Regions from separate parts of the Homo sapiens genome. Here region 2 is linked to region 1. Evidence: chromatin loops called from intact Hi-C (ENCODE). Cell type or tissue: endothelial cell of umbilical vein. All regions are shown on one strand. Each heading gives the region's core, and the rest is flanking DNA. Links, peaks and the distances in the headings are about the cores only.

The links. Hi-C counts contacts between places; a loop is a spot of excess contacts. Peaks named below come from ENCODE experiments on the same cell type or tissue, not always from the same donor. Only the 100,000 strongest peaks of a DNase experiment are listed, where the experiment ranks them.
Region 2: it touches region 1 in a loop (3-fold over the local background); 3 of 110 quality-filtered maps call a loop at or near these places.

Annotation. Positions count from the first base shown.
Region 1 is chr6:125,308,995-125,319,565 of GRCh38, reverse strand. No RefSeq gene overlaps it. Among named protein-coding and RNA genes, the nearest start is that of HDDC2, 12 kb to the right of the region's middle. In endothelial cell of umbilical vein, for the core only: a CTCF peak has its summit at 5,279; a DNase peak (open chromatin) is centred at 5,245; H3K27me3 peaks cover 1,169 bases.
Region 2 is chr6:125,606,287-125,616,857 of GRCh38, reverse strand. All of the region lies in intron 4 of HEY2-AS1 (HEY2 antisense RNA 1), which reads left to right. Among named protein-coding and RNA genes, the nearest start is that of LINC02523, 63 kb to the left of the region's middle. In endothelial cell of umbilical vein, for the core only: no CTCF peak of the experiment used is centred there; a DNase peak (open chromatin) is centred at 4,897; H3K27ac peaks cover 1,060 bases; H3K27me3 peaks cover 188 bases.

The sequences.
Region 1 (10,571 bases), core at 2,411-7,410:
GCCTCATAAAATGAGTTAGGGAGGATTCCCTCTTTTTCTATTGATTGGAATAGTTTCAGAAGGAATGGTACCAATTCCTCCTTGTACCTCTGGTAGAATTCGGCTGTGAATCCATCTGGTCCTGGACTCTTTTTGGTTGGTAAACTATTGATTATTGCCACAATTTCAGAGCCTGTTATTGGTCTATTCAGAGATTCAACTTCTTCCTGGTTTAGTCTTGGGAGAGTGTATGTGTCGAGGAATGTATCCATTTCTTCTAGATTTTCTAGTTTATTTGCGTAGAGGTGTTTGTAGTATTCTCTGATGGTAGTTTGTATTTCTGTGGGATCGGTGGTGATATCCCCTTTATCATTTTTTATTGTGTCTATTTGATTCTTCTCTCTTTTTCTCTTTATTAGTCTTGCTAGCGGTCTATCAATTTTGTTGATCCTTTCAAAAAACCAGCTCCTGGATTCATTGATTTTTTGAAGGGTTTTTTGTGTCTCTATTTCCTTCAGTTCTGCTCTGATTTTAGTTATTTCTTGCCTTCTGCTAGCTTTTGAATGTGTTTGCTCTTGCTTTTCTAGTTCTTTTAATTGTGATGTTAGGGTGTCAATTTTGGATCTTTCCTGCTTTCTCAGAAAGAAGTTTTTTTTTCAACAAAGATTTTATTTTATAATTATAAAAAATGTCATATGCTCTTTGGGAATAACGTTGAAAAATTAATCTCCCAGAGATTTGTTATATCAAATCTCCCTGAGCCCCAAACAATGAAAAATCAACCAAAATTCCACTGACCAAGATCATGACTATAAATATTTTATTGTACTTTTGTAAGCTAAAATCAGTGCCAGCCACTCAATTATAGCTTCTCATTTCAACTAATATTTAAATAATTATTCTCCCTTATTATTAAGAATCTTTGGAAGCATTAATTTTAATAGCTACATAGTATTCAATCATATACATCTACTTGTTAACAATTTACTTAACAGTGACTCTGTTAGTCTCATTTTGTTTGGGGCCTTTGTTTTTTCGTATTCTTTGGCTTTGCTTTTATTTTTGATCTGATGAACTATATTGTATTTATTTTCTTATCTTGCCTGGAATATAATATTATGTATATGTATAGTTAAAACATTTCTATAGGCTGGGCGCGGTGGCTCACGCCTGTAATCCCAGCACTTTGGGAGGCAGAGGCCGGCGGATTACAAGGTCAAGCAACTGAGACCATCCTGGCCAATGTGGTGAAACCCCATCTCTACTAAAATTACAAAAATTAGCTGGGCATGGTGACGCACACCTGTAGTCCCAGCTACTTGGGAGGCTGAGGCAGAAGAATTGCTTGAACCCAGGAGGCGGAGGTTGTAGTGAGCCGAGATCGCGCAACTGCACTCCAGCCTGGACAACAAAGCAAGCAAGACTCCATCTCAAAAAAAAAATTCTATAATTCATATACATACATAAAATATAAGAAGAAGGATATGAAGTCAAAGAGGTAGACCATTATGAAGGTTCTGCTATACTGCTTTCTAAAATTGTGGATCTAGTTGAAACACCATATTCTCATTCCATGTCCCCCACAAGCACGGAATACTATCATTTGTTTGAATATTTGATAACTGAAAAGTAAATGTGGCATCCCATTATTATAACTTGTACTTACAAGGAAAGCAATTTAAATAAATGGAATCATGCCACATTTTTAATTGAAATGTACTAAAAGATCATTTTATCTGATTGTTAAAAATACATCCAGCCTGGCCAACACAGTGAAACCCCGTCTCTACTAAAAATACAAAAAATTAGCCGAGCATTGTGGCAGGCATCTATAATTCCAGCTACTTGGGAGGCTGATGCAGGAGAATCGCTTGAACCTAGGAGGTGGAGGTTGCAGTGAGCCTAGATTGCACCATTGCACTCCAGCCTGGGCAACAAGAGTGGAACTCCGTCTCAAAAAAAAAAAAGAAAAAAAAATACATCCTGACTTTCAATCAGTGGTAAATACATGATACATACCTCTGAATTTCCTTTGTTCTTAAACATTTTATTTTACTTATTGCTACTTTTTTTAAAAACAGAGATGAGGTCCTACCATTTTGCCCAGGCTGCTGTCGAACTCCTAGGCTTAGGCAATAATCCTTTCATCTCAGCCTCCCAAGGTGTATTGCTACTTTTAAAAATTCAGAGTTAGAGATGTCATTGGTTTGGTTCACAGAAAAGGCAGACTTTTGATTGCGTATCTAAAATTGGAAACTGAGTTCAAATAATTCCATTTTATAGTTGAAAACTCCATTTTTAGACACCAAAATTTAATTCTTTAATAGTCACAGTGGTCTCACACTAGCTGGAATTATTATTTTTTATCCTCAAAACTTATCTCAATTTTGCTTTACATTTATGGCATTTTATTTTTATTATACATTGTTTTTCAAAGTATTGTATGCTATATTCTTATTTTTTTAAACTCAAACCTAATTTTTGGTAGGATTCTACGAGCATTTCGCATTATCATTCAAGCTAATTGTACTTAAAAACAAACAAACAAAGAAAACAGGTATGAGGATTACCAGCTTGAAGGCAGACTCGCTCGCTAGAAAAGTGTCCACATAACCAACTTTAGCAGGATGTGGGATTTTTGCCATTGACTTTTTTCCATTCATGGTCTTACTTGTGAACAGTGTAAGTGAAATGAGCTGGTTGGTGGTCTGCGCCTGTCCGGTCATTGCTGGGAAACCGTCAGGATTACAATGGTCCTTTGTTGGCTGGCTTGGCAGCTATGCCAGGAGCTGAATGGGCCACTGAGACTGAACTAGTTACGATGACTGCTCTGTCCTCTCAAACAACCAGAAGCCCTCCCCGTCTCTTAGCCCGGCCACACTGAGATGACAGCATGGATGTGGAGATGCTCCAGTTGCCCCCACCAATATGCTTCACCGAACTGCTTAATGGAAAATTCTGGCTTTCTGATGGTCACTCTCAAATTCAGGAAGAGCGCCAATCTCACCAGAAACTTGCAAAAGAATGTAGAAAAGCAAGATAAAAAGTAAATCACAAAAAAAACTGGTATGATGGTGTGCTAATCAATCTCACTGAAATCGCTTAGTGATTGTTAGCTAAATAGCTGAGAGGAGGGAGAATAAAAGATGAAAAAAAAAATCAGAAAAAATAAAAAATTTAAAAAAAGCTCCTGGAGACAGGCAGCCCAAAAGTCTGATCTGACCAATTTAGGTCATAGTGAATTTTTATTTGTTGGTTTTTGTCATATTAGATCTCCCAGAGTCTAGATTTTTAACTTTATATGCATCCCCTACTGACAGAGAGAAGGAAACTGAAGATTATGAAGCACGTAGGATAAAAAGATGATTAAATATAAAACAAGTTGCTTTCTCTTCTAACAGCTTTCTGCTCACCCAGACTTCTGGTTTTATTTAAAAAGCCACTGCCTTTGGAAACACATAGGGTCTTTTCAATAGGAAAAGATCAAATGATGTTAATCAGGCCATGAGGCCTAATGCTTTAATGCAACTGTCTCTTTACATTATACACATTCCAGCTCTATAAGGGGGAATGATTTTTATCCTAGAATTTCTTTTTTTCTCCTTCTTCTTTTCCTCCCCCTCCTCCTCCTTCTCTGTCTCTCGCTTTAAATCTTGTTTGACCAATCCGTACAGAATATGCTTGCTTCTATAATTCTTCCTTTCCAATCCCCAACAAGGAACAATCTATTGTGTCTTACAATGAAGAAAGACAAGATGATGGGACAATGCATCCCTCTTCTCTTTTCCACGTTCCTCGCATTTTTGGTTGCTCATTTTAGCCTACATTTCAATGCACTGCACGTAGCCCAGGCTTCTGTCTTCTCATCACCTTTTCTCCTCCTCAGCTATTGGTTCTGCCTGATGGATTCAGTTCCATTTAACTACAGATGTAAATGCATTTACAGCTGTTCTCAATAGCTTTTTTTGAGCCAGTCTTTTCTTCAAGAACACAACCATCATAGTTTGAATTCTGTGGCATGTTAAGCCTGAAGATGCAAATATTGAGGGGTTGGGGGAGAAGATGCGTAATAATTGTCTTCAGATATTTGACCTGCCACCCTGTTGATGTAGGATTAAACTTCTATAGGAATATAGAGCCATTGGAGCAGTGATTCTGAAAGAGGGGCATGTGGTAAGTAGAGTCACTTGGGGACTTCCTCAGGTTATAATTCCTTTCTCTGCTGAGATGCTCATGTGCCTGCTGTAGAGTGCCACTGTTACAATGGGAATGTGATCTATTTCCTAGGAGCATTAGGATGGAAAAATTGAGAGAACTAGAGAAGTGTGCTATAAATTCCACAAGATCAGGTAAACTACATATAACTTCCTCACCTTTTTATTTGTAAGCCCTCACAAGGACTGGCACATGGCAGATGCTCAAAAAAATCTTAAAGTATTGTCTTGTTTATGAATTAAAATTTAAAACTTCAGGGAAACAAATTTTGTTTTAATATAAGGATTATCTAATAATTTGAAGCATTGTCCAAGGTGAGTTGTCATGACAGACAGAAACTGGGGGTACTGGTATATCCATGGAGAGTTGACCCGATCTATGGGACTAACAGAAGGGCAGCCAGTTTGTCCCCAGGCCAAGAGAAAACCCTAACATGTTTTATTTCATGGCCGTGAAAAGATTCATGATTCGGAGGGTATAAAGAGATGCATCCTATCATATCATCAGTTTAAATCAGGGAAACAAATCCTTATGCCTTGCTTTCTGAGGATTCTATGTTAATTTGAACTACAGTTTATTAAATTCTAAATTTCAAATTTCTATGTATAACAATTTGGGGTTTATTACTAAGAATAATACTTGTACCTTTGAAAGTCTCTGAGTACTTGGGTCTCTTTCTCTAGAGCTCTACATGAATGCTGGTACATATCAGCACAAAGATGCCTTCTGCCTGCAGACAGCAAAACCTTTTAACCTCACCTCTTTGCCGTAGTAATTTGGAAACCAAATTTGGAAAAAGCTTGATAGTGGCGCACAACAAAGTCCAACATTTTCTTGAAACATTGGAAGTCTTTTGAGGTTTTGCCCTCTTCCTCTTCCTTTTTCCTGCTCCTTTGTAATTCTAAATGAAATTCATCATCCAAGGGAATGGGGTATGGTGATAACAATTTTTGATATCAATGTATTGCACAGTCATTTGCACTGAACATCTGTGGCCTATTATAAGGAAGTCATAAAGTGGGAAGCCTCCACCAGCGTTGATGTGAGGATATTTTGGTCAAGAGCGCCACCTCTCAGCAGCGAATCAAAGTGGCCCCCTGTGGGCCAAAATCAGAGGAACCATTGGCCAGCGGAAGAGTGAATAATCTAGTCACTAGTATTTTCTCACGGCTCTTCACCCAATTACCTTTTTATTAAACAGTGAGAAAGTGCCTGAGACTGTACATCGTGTCGGTTTTAGTGGAAGCACACGGGAGGTGGATAAATCTGGGCTCTGAAAAATAGCCCTGAGTGTTCTGTGTCAATAAAAATCTACTACTAAAAGACGGCAATGGAAAATTCTTAGCTACTTATTTTAAAATGTAGATCCTTACAGAGTAAAACAAGTCTTCAGACTTTATCGAGGTTAAGAATTATTCCTTAGCATTTTAGAGATCTTAGAGTTCTTCTAAGCCCTTTTGTTATAGGTGAGGAATGTGGGGTTCAGAGTGGTGCAATGACTTCTAAGACTCCCCTATTGACTCTCCAGCCACTGACTGCTGCCCTCAGGCCCTTTCTTTTGAACTCTTTTTTTTGGATTCCCAGGATTTTACAGCTTAGAGGGTACCAGAAAATTGAGACTAAATAAAAACTAATTGTGATATCTTAGACTGTATCTGAATAGAGATTTTATCTTTATACATTTGTTGCATGTGGCTAGTGCAAATAAAGTACAAATCTCTCTATCCATAACACACACAAAACACAGATGTTGATTTCTGGATAAACTTATGTAAATCACTACACATGTGTCTGAATTTATTCATGCAAAAATTTTGAAAAAGCAGTTTTAGATTCTCCTTTATAGGGAGCTTTAAAGTGATTTAAAATATACACCTGTACGTATTAATATGATTTGATGTTCATACGATATTTTCTAAGTAACTTGTCTTTGTTTTTTTTCCTGAGACAGGATCTCACTCTGTCACCCAGGCTGGAGTACAGTGGTGCGATCTCAACTTACTGCAACCTCCGCCTCCCGGTTCAAGCGATTCGCCTGCCTCTGCCTTGTGAGTAGCTGGGACTACAGGCATGCACCACCATGCGCAGCTAATTTTTGTATTTTTAGTGGAGATGGGGTTTTATCATGTTAGCCAGGCTGGTCTCAAACTCATAACCTCAAGTGATCCACCCACCTCGGCCTCCCAGTGCTGGGATTACAGGTGTGAGCCACTGCACCTGGCCACTTGCCTAACTTTTAACAGAGACTTTTGGAGATAATGTCATGTTCTGAGTGACATGGAGGAAATTTTACCTCATTTTTTTTTTTTTTTTTTTTTTTTTTTTACTGTGAAGTGGTATTGCTGTCACAGGAAAAAGGCAGTAGGCTAAGGATGAGAACACTTAGGTTCAAGTTCAGGGTCAGCCACTTAGTAGCTCTGTGGTTTAACCCAAGTCACTTAAACTCTCCTGGGGTGTGTGTGTCTGTGTCTGTGTGTGTGCATGTTAGAGGGCGGGTGTGGTAATAAGAAAATCTAAACTGCCTTTCTCATTGGATTGTTCTTAGCATCAAATTCAATAATGTACTTGAAACTTCTTTGAAACATAAATCAAGTTTAAGTTAGTATTACAATGGCCAGAGCATTTGCTCACCACCATGTAGCATGCCAAGTGGAGGCAGTGTATTTAAAGGTTAAAAGCCAAGTTCTTTGATCTGCCAGTTTGGATGGAATCCCAGCTTCACCACTCACTGGCTGTGTGACCTCTGGTGAGTGCTGAACCTGCCTAAGTTCAACATCCTGATGGAATACGAATGTAGTATTACACATATCTTGTTGGGTTGTTATAAGTACAGTGATGCATGCAAGACATGAAGTGGGAGGTCAAGCCCATAACACGTCAATGTTAGTTTGTCTTCACATTATGAGATTCCTGGCTCTTGCTTTTCCTGGGGTTCTGGGGGATAATCAGTCTAGGAGAGTTTGGCCTGTTAGCCTTTGAAACGTTTACTTAGATCTCCTTTACTTATTTACAGAGCTAAGACGTCACCTCAAATAACATAGGACAAATTAATGTGTCATGAAACAAAATCATCTTCAGCAAAGATTCAAGAGTTTGAGGGCTAAACCCGAGAATATATATTTTTTATTCTAACTTCCTCACTCTCATCTTCAGAGCTATGTCCCTTTCAGAAAAATTCTACTTCAAGAGAAGATTTGGTTTCAGGATGTCTCCTGGACTGGAGGCATGTACCTAGTAAGTGTCCCCAATAATTTCAGACCCTTTATAAACTTGATGGATTTCATATATAACTCATTGTTTTGTATTACAAATAATTTGGTTCACTTACTCTATTTTCCCTTTCCAATTTTGAACTTCACGAAGGGTTAGACTTTTTCTGTCTTTTCTCACTATACCTAATATTTAAGTCACATGAATGATTCAAAGATCATTAATGCTCTGACATTATGTAAGCTTAGACTCCTGTTGTGTCTCACTTACCTTCTCATTGGGCATCTTTGAAAAGTTTGCTTTAATTCTCTGAATCTCAGCTTCTTTGCTCACAAAATGAAGGCAACCTTACTGAGTGCTGATGAATTTGGGAAATAATACCTGGAAAGCCCCCAGTACAAAAATAAAAGCCTTCAATTAAAGTTCCCTATTTATTTTTTACAAATAAAAAAAAAATTCAGGCTTTGGGGGATTGTTGCAGAAAAAAAGGGCCAAGTACAGTGGCTCATGCCTGTAATCCCAGGACTTTGGTAGGCTGAGGCAGGATGATCGCTTGCGGCCAGGAATTTGAGACCAGCCTGGAAAACATAGTGGGAACTCATCTCTACAAATTAAAAAGCTCACTATTAGTATTTGTCTTCTTTAAGTTGTCTGTTATGGTTATTACCAGTACGATGGCCTTCATCTCTATGCGTATGCCTAAGTATTGGCTCAGATTCCCAAGAATGAAAGAAACACGTGGGAAAGGAGGAAAAAAAACACAGGAGCATGTTGAAAGCAGATCCCTTTTGCTAAACCCAAATCAGCCAACACAGAACAATAAATGTATTCCGTGGTCCAGAAGAGAAGGCGCAGCAGGTTTCAGGAGTCTGATAAAAGAGAATACTAATGAGATGGTGCCACTTAGTGGTAGTATTCTAATACTACAGGTGGCTGCTTAGTAAAGCAGTGAGGAGTTCATGGCCAAAGATGCCTCCATGTGTTTTCCCTGTTGTCTTTATTGAGTAGGTGGGAAGAGAGGCACAATGTTTCCACACTCTTCTCTCTAACCTGCCCTGAGAGGTGCCATGGACAGCACCCATGATCTGTTTAGCAGTGCTTTGCAGCTTTGCATGCTACTCCTATGTCATAGTTAGATCCTATCTGTGCATATAAATTAGCTCATTAGCAACTCATCAGCAATTAACTAATATATTAATCAATCAAAAATAACCAAGAATGATGAGATTCTTCTTGACATTTGCAAGTTAAAATGTGACCTTGATCACCATTCAGAATTCTCTTTCCCCAGTCTGAAAAGAAAGGCCGGCGGGGTGGGTGGTGGGGAATGCTTATCGTTAATTATGAAAGCATAAGGAACAATGTTTTATCTGATGGTGGCTTCTGCAGCTACTTGCTGACAATTATCTTTTACATTCAATGGTGTGGCATGAGAAGTCCTAAAGTGCTCTACAGACATTATCTGATTCAGTCCTGAATCCCTAGGAAAGAGAAAATGAGCAGATTTAATTATCCTTGTACTTTATAGTAGAATCTATGGAGGGAAACTAAGCCCACAAATAGGGAAAAAATCCAATAGCCCAAGTATAAAGCCGTGTGTCCTTCAACTGTGAGGGAATCTTGTTTTAAAGGTTAGAATTTTAGAATTAGAAGCATTTTTAAAATTAGATGGTCCCGCTCCTTCTTTTATAGATGACAAATAGTTCTATGTTTATCTCACTCAGCTTTTGGTGATTTTGTGTTTTAACACTGATTGCCATGTTTGGTTTTGTTACAGAATGATCTGGCTCTATTAACAAGTCAGGCTATAAAACACCTTCTACAATGTGTCATTTATTGGGAGAGAGTGGGCCTGGGAGAGAATTAGAAACAGCTGAGGGCACATACAGGCCCATTGTGGCTCCTGTTTTAAAGGCAGTTTAAAAGCTCAAATGAAGAGAGAATGGGGAGAAACAGAAAGTTAGAACAGAACAGATGTTGTTCAGCTGTGGCTCTGGCAATAGATGTGCCCGGGCCTTAGAGACAAGGAAGAACCATCTCTGGCAGTATAACATGCTTTCTCCCCAACTCCCTGCCACCCCTAGCCTCACCTGGACATGGGAGAAGACAGGGACAGGAGTGTCACAATTCTGAATATGCTTGCTTTATAGAAATGTCACAACCCAGCTGGACACAGTGGCTCACGCCTGTAATCCCAGCACTTTAAGAGGCCGAGGTGGGCGGATCACGAGGTCAAGAGATCGAGACCATCCTGGCCAACATGGTGAAACCCCGTCTCTACTAAAAATACAAAATTAACCGGGCAAGGTGGTGCATGCCAGCTACTCAGGAGGCTGAGGCAGGAGAATCACTTGAACCTGGGAGGTGGAGGTTGCGGTGAGCCAAGATCGCATCATTGCACTCCAGCCTGGGCAACAAGAGCAAAACTCCATCTTTAAAAAGAAATGTCACAACCCTTGGACCAGCAGCATCTATTTTTATGGAACTTGGGAAACATCTCCCAAATAGATTGGTTTTTTGAGACAGAGTCTCACTCTGTCACCCAGGCTGGAGTCCAATGTTGAGATCTCAGCTCACTGCAACCTCCACCTCCTGGGTTGAAGCAATTCTCCTGCCTCAGCCTCCCAAGTAGCTGGGATTACAGGCGCCTGCCACCATGTCCAGCTAATTTTTTGTATTTTTAGTAGAGACAGGGTTTTGCCATGTTGGCCATGCTGGTCTCAAACTCCTGACCTCAGGTGATCCACCCACCTCGGCCTCCCAAAGTGCTGGGATTTCAGTGTGAGCCATCGCGCTCAGGTAAATGAACAACTTTGAGATCCTGATTTGTGATGCTCTACAAACACCTGATGGTGCACACCTCCTTGCCTTTGGACAAGGTGATTCTGTCCCTGAAACGTGTCTCCTTTCTAAATCCACCACCATCATCACAATTTTCTTATCACCATGTCTAGAGGAGGCCATGCTAGGTTCTATGTTCTGGAGATAAAAGATGGATCAGACACAGTGTCTACCCTTAAGAATCTTTCTGTCTAGTATCACCATCATGATAAAACTGCTTGAGAAATACTCTATGAAATCAGAAATGTACTGCCAAAAAGTGAGAGAATTCTGCAACTTCATGGTTTGTCATTTGGTACTTCCACTTTCTGAAGTCAAGTCAGAAA
Region 2 (10,571 bases), core at 1,811-6,810, 300 kb before region 1:
TTAGTACGTAAGAAAGACATAACGTTGGGGGAGCTTTTCTTAATTAGTTGATGAGCATGACGCAGTCAAGTTCCTAAGTCCTTCCTCCCAGCCCCACTCATGTAGTATTCGTTGAGAACAAATACTTGTTCTCCTGGGACTGTGGTCTGAGAAGGAGGCAAACTAGACATGACACCCACCTGCCTCCCACAGTGGGGAAGAGGCCAGTGGCAGAGCTCTGTGTTCCAAGGATCTCCATGTCCTTCCAATTCTTGCCAGCAAGATTAAAGAAGGAGGGTGGGATAAAGCAACTAGAATGTTCATGTTATAGTCAGAATGAATAAAATGGCTTTAAATTTCCCAGAGAAAAAGACAACTTTTTCATCTGAGTTGGAGGGTCAATGTCCCAAGCTCAATGTCTTCATAGATGCTTTAGGAGAGGGGCTGTGAATTTCTTCTATAATAAACCCTGTCAAGTCCAGCTGTCTTTAGCTTTCTCCTATCCACCTAAGGTGGGGCCTGAGAAGCTATTAGGGATCCTATTTTCACTTCCTTTCAAAGATAGGAAACAGAGTGCTAAATTGAACATGAAAATCAGGGGGAAGTGTGGCTCCATTTATGAGATTTTTATGGCCATCTTAGGGAAAATATTGAGTACACTTTTAATGCAGTTAAAGACAATTGGTTGGCAACAGAAAGTCAATTCGAATAAGAATTCAGCCCAATTAAAGGAGATGTAAAAAGTAGTTCTAGCTTTGAGTGTGGAAAACTTTGTATTGGAGAAATTATTATAGACAGGCTCTTGATCTGTATCTGTATTTTAGAAGACGCGATTAATTATTAAGATGATGAACAAAATAACAAAACATTAAAAATGACACATGTGCTAAATAGAAATCCACCCCCCCAAAATAAGTATTTGGTTAAAATATACAGATAGGTTAAGGCTTTAATACTAATACATTTTGGCAGCAGTAAAGTCATGCATTATAACTTGGCATGCAGTGCTATTTTAAGCCATCTCATTACAAAAGGACTTCAAAAAAATGTGTCAGAGAAAGAAAAGATCTACAGGAACCGAGAAAGCAACAAATTCCCTCTTTTGGCATCACTCTGTCTCCAGATCTCTGAAGTTTGAGTCTGGGAAGAGGGAACAGGAAGATGGTGGATTCCACTTGCCACAGAGCTACAGAGAAAAGAAAGCTGACCTCAGAGCCTCATAGTTCTGAAGAAGGACTCCAGGGCTCTAACAGCTCCCTCATGGTACTTTTGTTGTTCAGTTTCTCCCTGTATCCCTTTATCCGGGTTGTCATTTTCACTCTCCTTAGACCCAATTGATGATTTCAATGATTTCTCCACAATAATCCTTGGGTCCTGGTTCTGATCAGCAGACTAGATGTTTGTTTCATTTTTCAGATTTTCCCTTGATTGGTTCCTGGTTCCCAGTCTCCATATTTTGCATTTTTTTAAAAAAACAGCATTTTCCATATGCCATATCAATCCTATAATTGACCCAAGTTCTTTTATATTTGATTACACCACTGAAAGCAATGCTAGTGTTATTTACACTCTTTTTAAAAAGTGTATGTTTTATTTGGGTGTTTGTATTCCAGTGCAGCTAAAATCCTTGAATTTGTGGTGTCCATAAATGGGCAGACCATCTGAATGATTAGATAATAATTTCTATCCATGCATTATTCTTATTTGAAGATCCAGTGGCCCACATTCAATATTCACAAATTCTAATTTCCCAAACTAGAGGGTTTATAGACCGAATCATTGACAATTTCAACTTTTTACAGGTACTTCTTTTTGCTTCTGTTTAAATGTATGTTTGGTCTGGCAGTAAATTTTTAAAAAAAAACTATCACCATCAAAAATATTTAATAAGTGCAATCACTTGGCACAAACATTGCTTTTTGTTACTTGGAGTAGAAAATAGGTTTTACTGATGGAAACAGTTACAGAACCAGAATTTTAGAATAAGAAGGAATTTTTGAGCAGCTGGTTTTTCATATTTCAAATGAGGAAACTGATAGGAAATAAATTGTCTTGTTATTTCTCAGTGTTTTGGTTAAGAATGAAGGTAGACTTGTCCAGGTTTATACAGTCATTAGCATCAGAGCTGAAACTAGAACAAATCCTCCAGACTCTCAGTCCAGCATTCCACCTCAACAGTGAAACAGGCAATGAATTCATTAGTCAAACATGTTATCTTTCTATATAAGCAGAGGAATGGAGAGGGAAATGACTGTAGGTGGATGTGTGAATAGTGGGGCAAGAAGGTAGATAACTAAATTTCTTTTTTTTTTTTTTGAGACAGAGTCTTGCTCTGTCATCCAGGCTGGAGTGCAGTGGCGCGATCTCGGCTCACTGCAAGCTCCACCTCCCGGGTTCACGCCATTCTCCTGCCTCAGCTCCCGAGTAGCTGGGACTATAGGCACCCGCCACCACGCCTGGCTAATTTTTTGTATTTTTAGTAGAGACAGGGTTTCACCCAGTTAGCCAGGATGGTCTCGATCTCCTGACCTCGTGATCTGCCCACCTCAGCCTCCCAAAGTGCTGGGATTACAGGCGTGAGCCACCGCACCCGGCCTCTTCCGTTTTTTTTTTCTGTGAATAAAGTAGATTTCTGAACTCACTTTAGGTGTCATCTTGACTGTGTTTAGGAAATTGAATGATAAAAGATCATGTAACACTATGTGGGAGCTGCGGTGGCTCCAGCCAGTTGTCCTGGCACACAAGGAGGAAAGGCTATGCGTTCGAGGCCAACCTGGGCAAAATTGAAAAAAAAAAAAAAAACACTATGTTCATATAAGTCTATCTAGGTTTGATACTCAAGTTGAAACCGTGTTAGTTTTCCTCGGAAGTATATTCAAGCAAAATAAATTTTCTGTTAATTCTTCTTCTGGTGTTGATTTAAGAGGAAGCAGAAGTGAGCTTACACTGACAAACTGATTAATAGCAACTGCTTTTCCAACAAAGAAATCTGTTGCTTAATCAGAAATTTAGTAGTGGTAGAGGAAAAATGGTTGTCCAAAAAGACATGACTCTCCAATGACACCTACCCATCTTCCAGATACAGGTTAAATGCAACTTTACCACTTATGTAAGCACTACCTGAATTTCACATGCATTGAGATTTCAAAACAACTCTAAATCTTTTCCTCCAGCACTATCCTCCTCACATTCTTAGACTTTATTTTAGCTCCCTTTTCAATCACCATGAATTGGAAACTCACAACTCTCACAGGTCATGTTCAGGAATAACAGCTATGAGGGACGAAAGTCTCAGGCCTTCATCTTGGTCCAAGTTCAAGTGAACACAGGATCATACGAACAAGAGTGAAGGCCAGAGGTTTACAGAGAAAGCATCCAGAACAAAGTAAGCTGAGCTTCCCTAGCGGTTCCTTTGGGCTGATCACATGTCTATAAGTAAATTTTAAAAAAACAAAGCCAGGTTTCAGGGTATTAAGTAGATAAAATGGGTACAATTTTAACCAAAATTATTATGCATCAGAGCTCATGAGCTATTGCTATTTGACAAAGCAGCTGTGGTTTCAAGTAATGGCCAACTGGCAGCTATATGCACTTTCCATGGTATGAGTTGATTTTCAATAGTGATCTATTAGCCAATCCTTTCTTTGATGGAAAAAATACAAACAGTCAAAAACCACTCTGTGGGGTGTGTGTGTGTAACGTGAACGGCTATATAATTTGTGTATGTTTAGGGGATGAGTTGACAGGGACAAGAAAAGGACTTTATTACAGGCAGTCTCTGTTGTTGTGAGGATGATGTGTTGATTATCCCTATGTTCAAATTTTATGAGTCTCAAATAAATTCATGTTATAACCTTAGGCTCTTAAAAAATGTTTTAATGTAAATTATTTTTAAAAACTGAGCTGATTTAAAAACTGTCATAAAATACAGGATGCCTAGTTAAATATGTGTCAGATAAACAACAACAAATTTTTAGTATAAGTTTATCCTAAACATTGCATGAGATATACTAAAATTGTATCATTGTTTAGTTGAAACTCAGATTTAACTGAGTATCCTAAATTTTTATTTGCTAAATGTGGTAACCAAATAACTAAGTAAATGTACAGAAGTCATTCCTTCAAAAATCATTTAGTACAGCATAGCTAGATTGTGCTATTTAAAAGTAAGGGAGCTGTTTCAACAACACTTGAAATAGCTACGATCTGCTGTTGTGTCAACACCAAAAAGCTCATGTGCCTGATTCTTGTCTCTTGTTTATTTTATTAAACAATACCACTGCAAAACCCTTGCAGTTATATGTATTTGCTTTGAAAAAGGATGCCACATTTTAGCTATTGCCTTGTCCTTGGAGACAAAAGCTCTGAAAAAATTAGGACCACGTTTGAATCCTAGATACATACAAGCCTGCTGTCCAGCAAAATGCAATGTATTGTTTCAAGCTGATTTTTCCCCCTTTTCCTTGAGCGAAAAGTACAGCATCTTAAACTAAAGCACACTTTTGCTCTTGCTTGGTGCCAGCAGCCACAACACACGGCTTTCATCTGGGCTTCAAAGTGTGGCAGAGGGAATCTGGGGGATGGGAGTGGGGAAGAAAGGGAGGGCAAGTTGAATACAAGAAGGGAAACAAACAAACAAAAAAGGAAAATGGGGGTGGGTAAAAGGAGAAATATCCTATCTTTCAAATATCATGTCCCCGTGGCTGGGCTGCGAGATGCAAAGCCTTCAGTTTCACTCCATTGTATATATATATTTTTGTTACTGCCACTTCCCATGCTGGGAAGATTCTTGTCATCTCTCACATATTTTATCCACAGAAAAGGCTGCCCTGCCCTGTGCTTGGTGATTGAGGCTGTGCCCCTGGTGTGCCACTCTATCAGTGGTTCCCAAGGCTGTCTAGCCTGGGAAAAGCTGCATGGACACGTTCCAAAATCAGCATTACATGCATTATTGTTCTTACTCTCCCTGATTAGAGCGCACACAATGAAAACAACAGCAACGGCCTCAATTTCTAACCCTCCTCCCAGCACAAGGCAGTTCTTAGTCTGTTTTTCTTTCTCTAGGTCTTCCTAAAAGTTAACCGCTTCAGTGCTGGTGGGAATCCCAGACCTCACAGCAACTGCCCCGCAAGTTTCTTTGTGATTCTGGGAGCACCAGGGCAGTAGGGAAGCATGCAGTCTTGCCCTTCTTTGGGAAATCTGGGCAGAACTAACTAATAGGGCAAAAAGTCAAAAGCTGCCTGTGGTGCAGCTTAGCGAACTACGGGCATGCATTCCAGGACAGTTCTTCCCAACGCTGAGGTTGGTTAGGCTCTCTCAGTTTCTCCTACATAAAGTGGCGACAGATGTAAAGAGGTGAGGGTCCAGTTGTTTTAACTATTAAAGCTGCAAAAGTCTGTCTGCATTAACCCTCAGTGGGTTTAGTTGTTCAGTCTCAATTATCCATATGAAACTCTTCCTAACCTTCTTTGGAACTTTTGGATAGTATCTTTTGTAAACTTTTGCAGGTATGTGGGAAAATTGGGTGGGGAATGGCAAGTTTTACTTTAAAAGCTACAGGGAAAACCCAAGTCCTGTTTCAATAAACATTACAATGAAAAAACATGTTACCCCAAAAAAAGAAAGAAAAAGGAGACTTCCAACATGCAATTTATGGTTTCTTTATTTAAAAAAAAAGGAGGACACATGACATTCCAGTGTAATTGAAGAATCTGGATGTTCCTTTGGTCTATATTATAAAGTAATTGAGCTGACTGTTATTTTTATTTATTTATTTTTTATTATACTTTAAGTTCTAGGGTACATGTGCACAACGTGCAGGTTTGTTACATATGTATACACGTGCCATGTTGGTGTGCTGCACCCATTAACTCGTCATTTACATTAGGTATATCTCCTAATGCTATCCCTCCCCAATACCCCCACCCCACGACAGGCCCCAGTGTGTGATGTTCCCCTTCCTCTGTCCAAGTGTTCTCATTGCTCAGTTCCCACCTATGAGTGAGAACATGCGGTGTTTGTTTTTTGTCCCTGTGACAGTTTGCTGAGAATGATGGTTTCCAGCTTCATCCATGTCCCTACAAAGGACATGAACTCATCTTTTTTTATGGTTGCATAGTATTCCATGGTGTATATGTGCCACATTTTCTTAATCCAGTCTATCATTGTTGGACATTTGGGTTGGTTCCAAGTCTTTGCTATTGTGAATAGTGTTGCAATAAACATACGTGTGCATGTGTCTTTATAGCAGCATGATTTATAATCCTTTGGGTATATACCCAGTAATGGGATGGCTGGGTCAAATGGTATTTCTAGTTTGAGATCCTTGAGGAATCGCCACACTGTCTTCCACAATGGTTGAAGCAGTTTACAGTCCCACCAACAGTGTAAAAGTGTTCCTATTTCTCCACATCCTCTCCAGCACCTGTTGTTTCCTGACTTTTTAATGTTTGCCATTCTAACTGGTGTGAGATGGTATCTCATTGTGGTTTTGATTTGCATTTCTCTGATGGCCAGTGATGATGAGCATTTTTTCATGTGTCTTTTGGCTGCATAAATGTCTTCTTTTGAGAAGTGTCTGTTCATATCCTTCACCCACTTGTTGATGGGGTTGTTTGTTTTTTTCTTGTAAATTTGTTTGAGTTCTTTGTAGATTCTGGATATTAGCCCTTTGTCAGATGAGTAGATTGCAAAAATTTTCTCCCATTCTGTAGGTTGCCTGTTCACTCTGATGGTAGTTTCTTTTGCTGTGCAGAAATTCTTTAGTTTAATTAGATCCCATTTGTTAATTTTGGCTTTCGTTGCCATTGCCTTTGGTGTTTTAGACATGAAGTCCTTGCCCATGCCTATGTCCTGAATGGTATTGCCTAGGTTTTCTTCTAGGGTTTTTATGGTTTTAGGTCTAACATTTAAGTCTTTAATCCATCTTGAATTAATTTTTGTATAAAGTGTAAGGAAGGGATCCAGTTTCAGCTTTCTCCATATGGCTAGCCAGTTTTCCCAGCACCATTTATTAAATAGGGAATCCTTTCCCCATTGCTTGTTCTTGTCATATTTGTCAAAGATCAGATGGTTGTAGATATGTGGTATTATTTCTCAGGGCTGTGTTCTGCTCCATTGGTCTATATCTCTGTTTTGGTACCAATACCATGCTGTTTTGGTTACTGCAGCCTTGTAGTATAGTTTGAAGTCAGGTAGCATGATGCCTCCAGCTTTGTTCTTTTGGCTTAGGATTGTCCTGGCAATGCGGGCTCTTTTTTGGTTCCATATGAACTTTAAAGTAGCTTCTTCCAATTCTGTGAAGAAGGTCATTGGTAGCTTGATGGGGATGGCATTGAATCTATAAATTACATTGGGCAGTATGGCCATTTTCACGATATTGATTCTTCCTATCCATGAGCATGGAATGTTTTTCCATTTGTTTGTGTCCTCTTTTATTTAGTTGAGCAGTGGTTTGTAGTTCTTGAAGAGGTCCTTCACATCCTTTGTCAGTTGGATTCTTAGGTATTTTATTCTCTTTGAAGCAATTGTGAATGGGAGTTCACTCATGATTTGTCTGTTCTTGGTGTATAAGAATGCTTGTGATTTTTGCACATTGACTTTGTATCCTGAGACTTTGCTGAAGTTGCTTATCAGTTTAAGGAGATTTTGGGCTGAGATGATGGGGTATGAAATGGTAAGTTTCTTAAAGGAGGACTTGTGCTGTTTATATTGTTTCGTGCAGCAAAGTCTCAGGATACAAAATCAATGTGCAAAAATCACAAACATTCTTATACACCAAGAACAGACAAATCATGAGTGAACTCCCATTCACAATTGCTTCAAAGAGAATAAAATACCTAGGAATCCAACTGACAAAGGATGAGAAGGACCTCTTCAAGGAGAACTACAAACCACTGCTCAACTAAATAAAAGAGGACACAAACAAATGGAAAAACATTCCATGCTCATGGATAGGAAGAATCAATATCGTGAAAATGGCCATACTGCCCAATGTAATTTATAGATTCAATGCCATCCCCATCAAGCTACCAAAGACTTTCTTCACAGAATTGGAAGAAGCTACTTTAAAGTTCATATGGAACCAAAAAAGAGCCCGCATTGCCAGGACAATCCTAAGCCAAAAGAACAAAGCTGGAGGCATCACGCTACCTGACTTCAAACTATACTACAAGGCTGCAGTAACCAAAACAGCATGGTATTGGTACCAAAACAGAGATACAGACCAATGGAACAGAACACAGCCCTGAGAAATAATACCACATATCTACAACCATCTGATCTTTGACAAATCTGACAAGAACAAGAAATGGGGAAAGGATTCCCTATTTAATAAATGGTGCTGGGAAAACTGGCTAGCCATATGGAGAAAGCTGAAACTGGATCCCTTCCTTATACTTTATACAAAAATTAATTCAAGATGGATTAAAGACTTAAATGTTAGACCTAAAACCATAAAAACCCTAGAAGAAAACCTAGGCAATACCATTCAGGACATAGGCATGGGCAAGGACTTCATGTCTGAAACACCAAAAGCAATGGCAACGAAAGCCAAAATTAACAAATGGGATCTAATTAAACTAAAGAGTTTCTGCACAGCAAAAGAAACTATCATCAGAGTGAACAGGCAACCTACAGAATGGGAGAAAATTTTTGCAATCTACTCATCTGACAAAGGGCTAATATCCAGAATCTACAAAGAACTCAAACAAATTTACAAGAAAAAAACAAACAACCCCATCAACAAGTGGGTGAAGGATATGAACAGACACTTCTCAAAAGAAGACATTTATGCAGCCAAAAGACACATGAAAAAATGCTCATCATCACTGGCCATCAGAGAAATGCAAATCAAAACCACAATGAGTTACCATCTCACACCAGTTAGAATGGAGATCATTAAAAAGTCAGGAAACAACAGGTGCTGGAGAGGATGTGGAGAAATAGGAACACTTTTACACTGTTGGTGGGACTGTAAACTGCTTCAACCATTGTGGAAGACAGTGTGGCAATTCCTCAAGGATCTCAAACTAGAAATACCATTTGACCCAGCCATCCCATTACTGGGTATATACCCAAAGGATTATAAATCATGCTGCTATAAAGGCACATGCACACGTATGTTTATTGCGACACTATTCAGAATAGCAAAGACTTGGAACCAACCCACATGTCCAACAGTGATAGACTGGATTAAGAAAATGTGGCACATATACACCATGGAATACTATGCAGCCATAAAAAAGATGGGTTCATGTCCTTTGTAGGGACATGGATGAAGCTGGAAACCATCATTCTCAGCAAACTGTCACAGGGACAAAAAAACAAACACCGCATGTTCTCACTCATAGGTGGGAACTGAACAATGAGAACACTTGGACACAGGAAGGGGAACATCACACACTGGGGCATGTCGTGGGGTGGGGGCAGCAGGGAGGGATAGCGTTAGGATATATACCTAATGTAAATGACGAGTTAATGGGTGTAGCACACCAACATAGCACATGTATACATATGTAACAAACCTGCACGTTGTGTACATGTACCCTAGAAGTTAAAGTATAGTTAAAAAAAAAAAAAAGAAATTTACCATTTCAGAAGGAGAGATGAAATCAGCACACAGGTGACCACAACAAACAAAACCATCACTTGCTGCACAGCAGAAGGAGGAATCTTGGAGGCTAAGAGGGAAACATAATTGGAAAGAGAGTGATTGATAGCATCAAATATTGTACAAAGACTGAATGGGAATGAGAACTGATAAAGGGCTAGATAACTTTATTTTTCGTTTGTGCTGATTTCCCTATATTTCCTTTGTTAGTTTGGAATTTACTGATTTTATTTTCATTTGTTCAATGGCCACCTTTAATTTTTTTTTTTTTTTTTTTTTTGAGACAGAGTCTTGCTCTGTCACCCAGGCTGGAGTGCAGTGGTGCAGTCTCGGCTCACTGTAACCTCCACCTCACAGGTTCAAGCGATTCTCCTGCCTCAGCCTCCTGAGTAGCTGGGATTACAGATGCCTGCCACCACACCCGGATAATTTTTGTATTTTTAGTAGAGACGGGGTTTCATCATGTTGGTCAGGTTAGTTTTGAACTCCTGACCTCATGATCTGCCCAGCTCGGCCTCCCGGAGTGCTGGAATTTAACTTTTTAACATACATACTTCACTGAACATTTTTAGACTTAATTTTTTTAGAACAGTTTTAGATTCACAGCAAAATTGAGAGAAAGGTGTAGATATTTCCCATATACTGTTTGCCCCACACATGCATAGCTTCTCCCATTATTAACATCCCCCATCAGAGTGGCACATTCGTCACCGTTGATGAACCTACATTGAGATAACATAAGCACCCCAAATCCACCATAGTTTACATTAGAGTTCACTCTTGGTATTGTGAACTGAGGCCACTAGCCTCATGACTGGAGCTGTCATAGTACTTGGGAAAGTTCAGTTCAATTGAGTGCCTAATGTGCGCCAAGCATACTTTGCAGAGTGGTATGTCAAATATGGATATAAACAGCACAAGTCCTCCTTTAAGAAACTTACCATTTCAGACCCCATCGTCTTAGCCCAAAATCTCCTTAAAC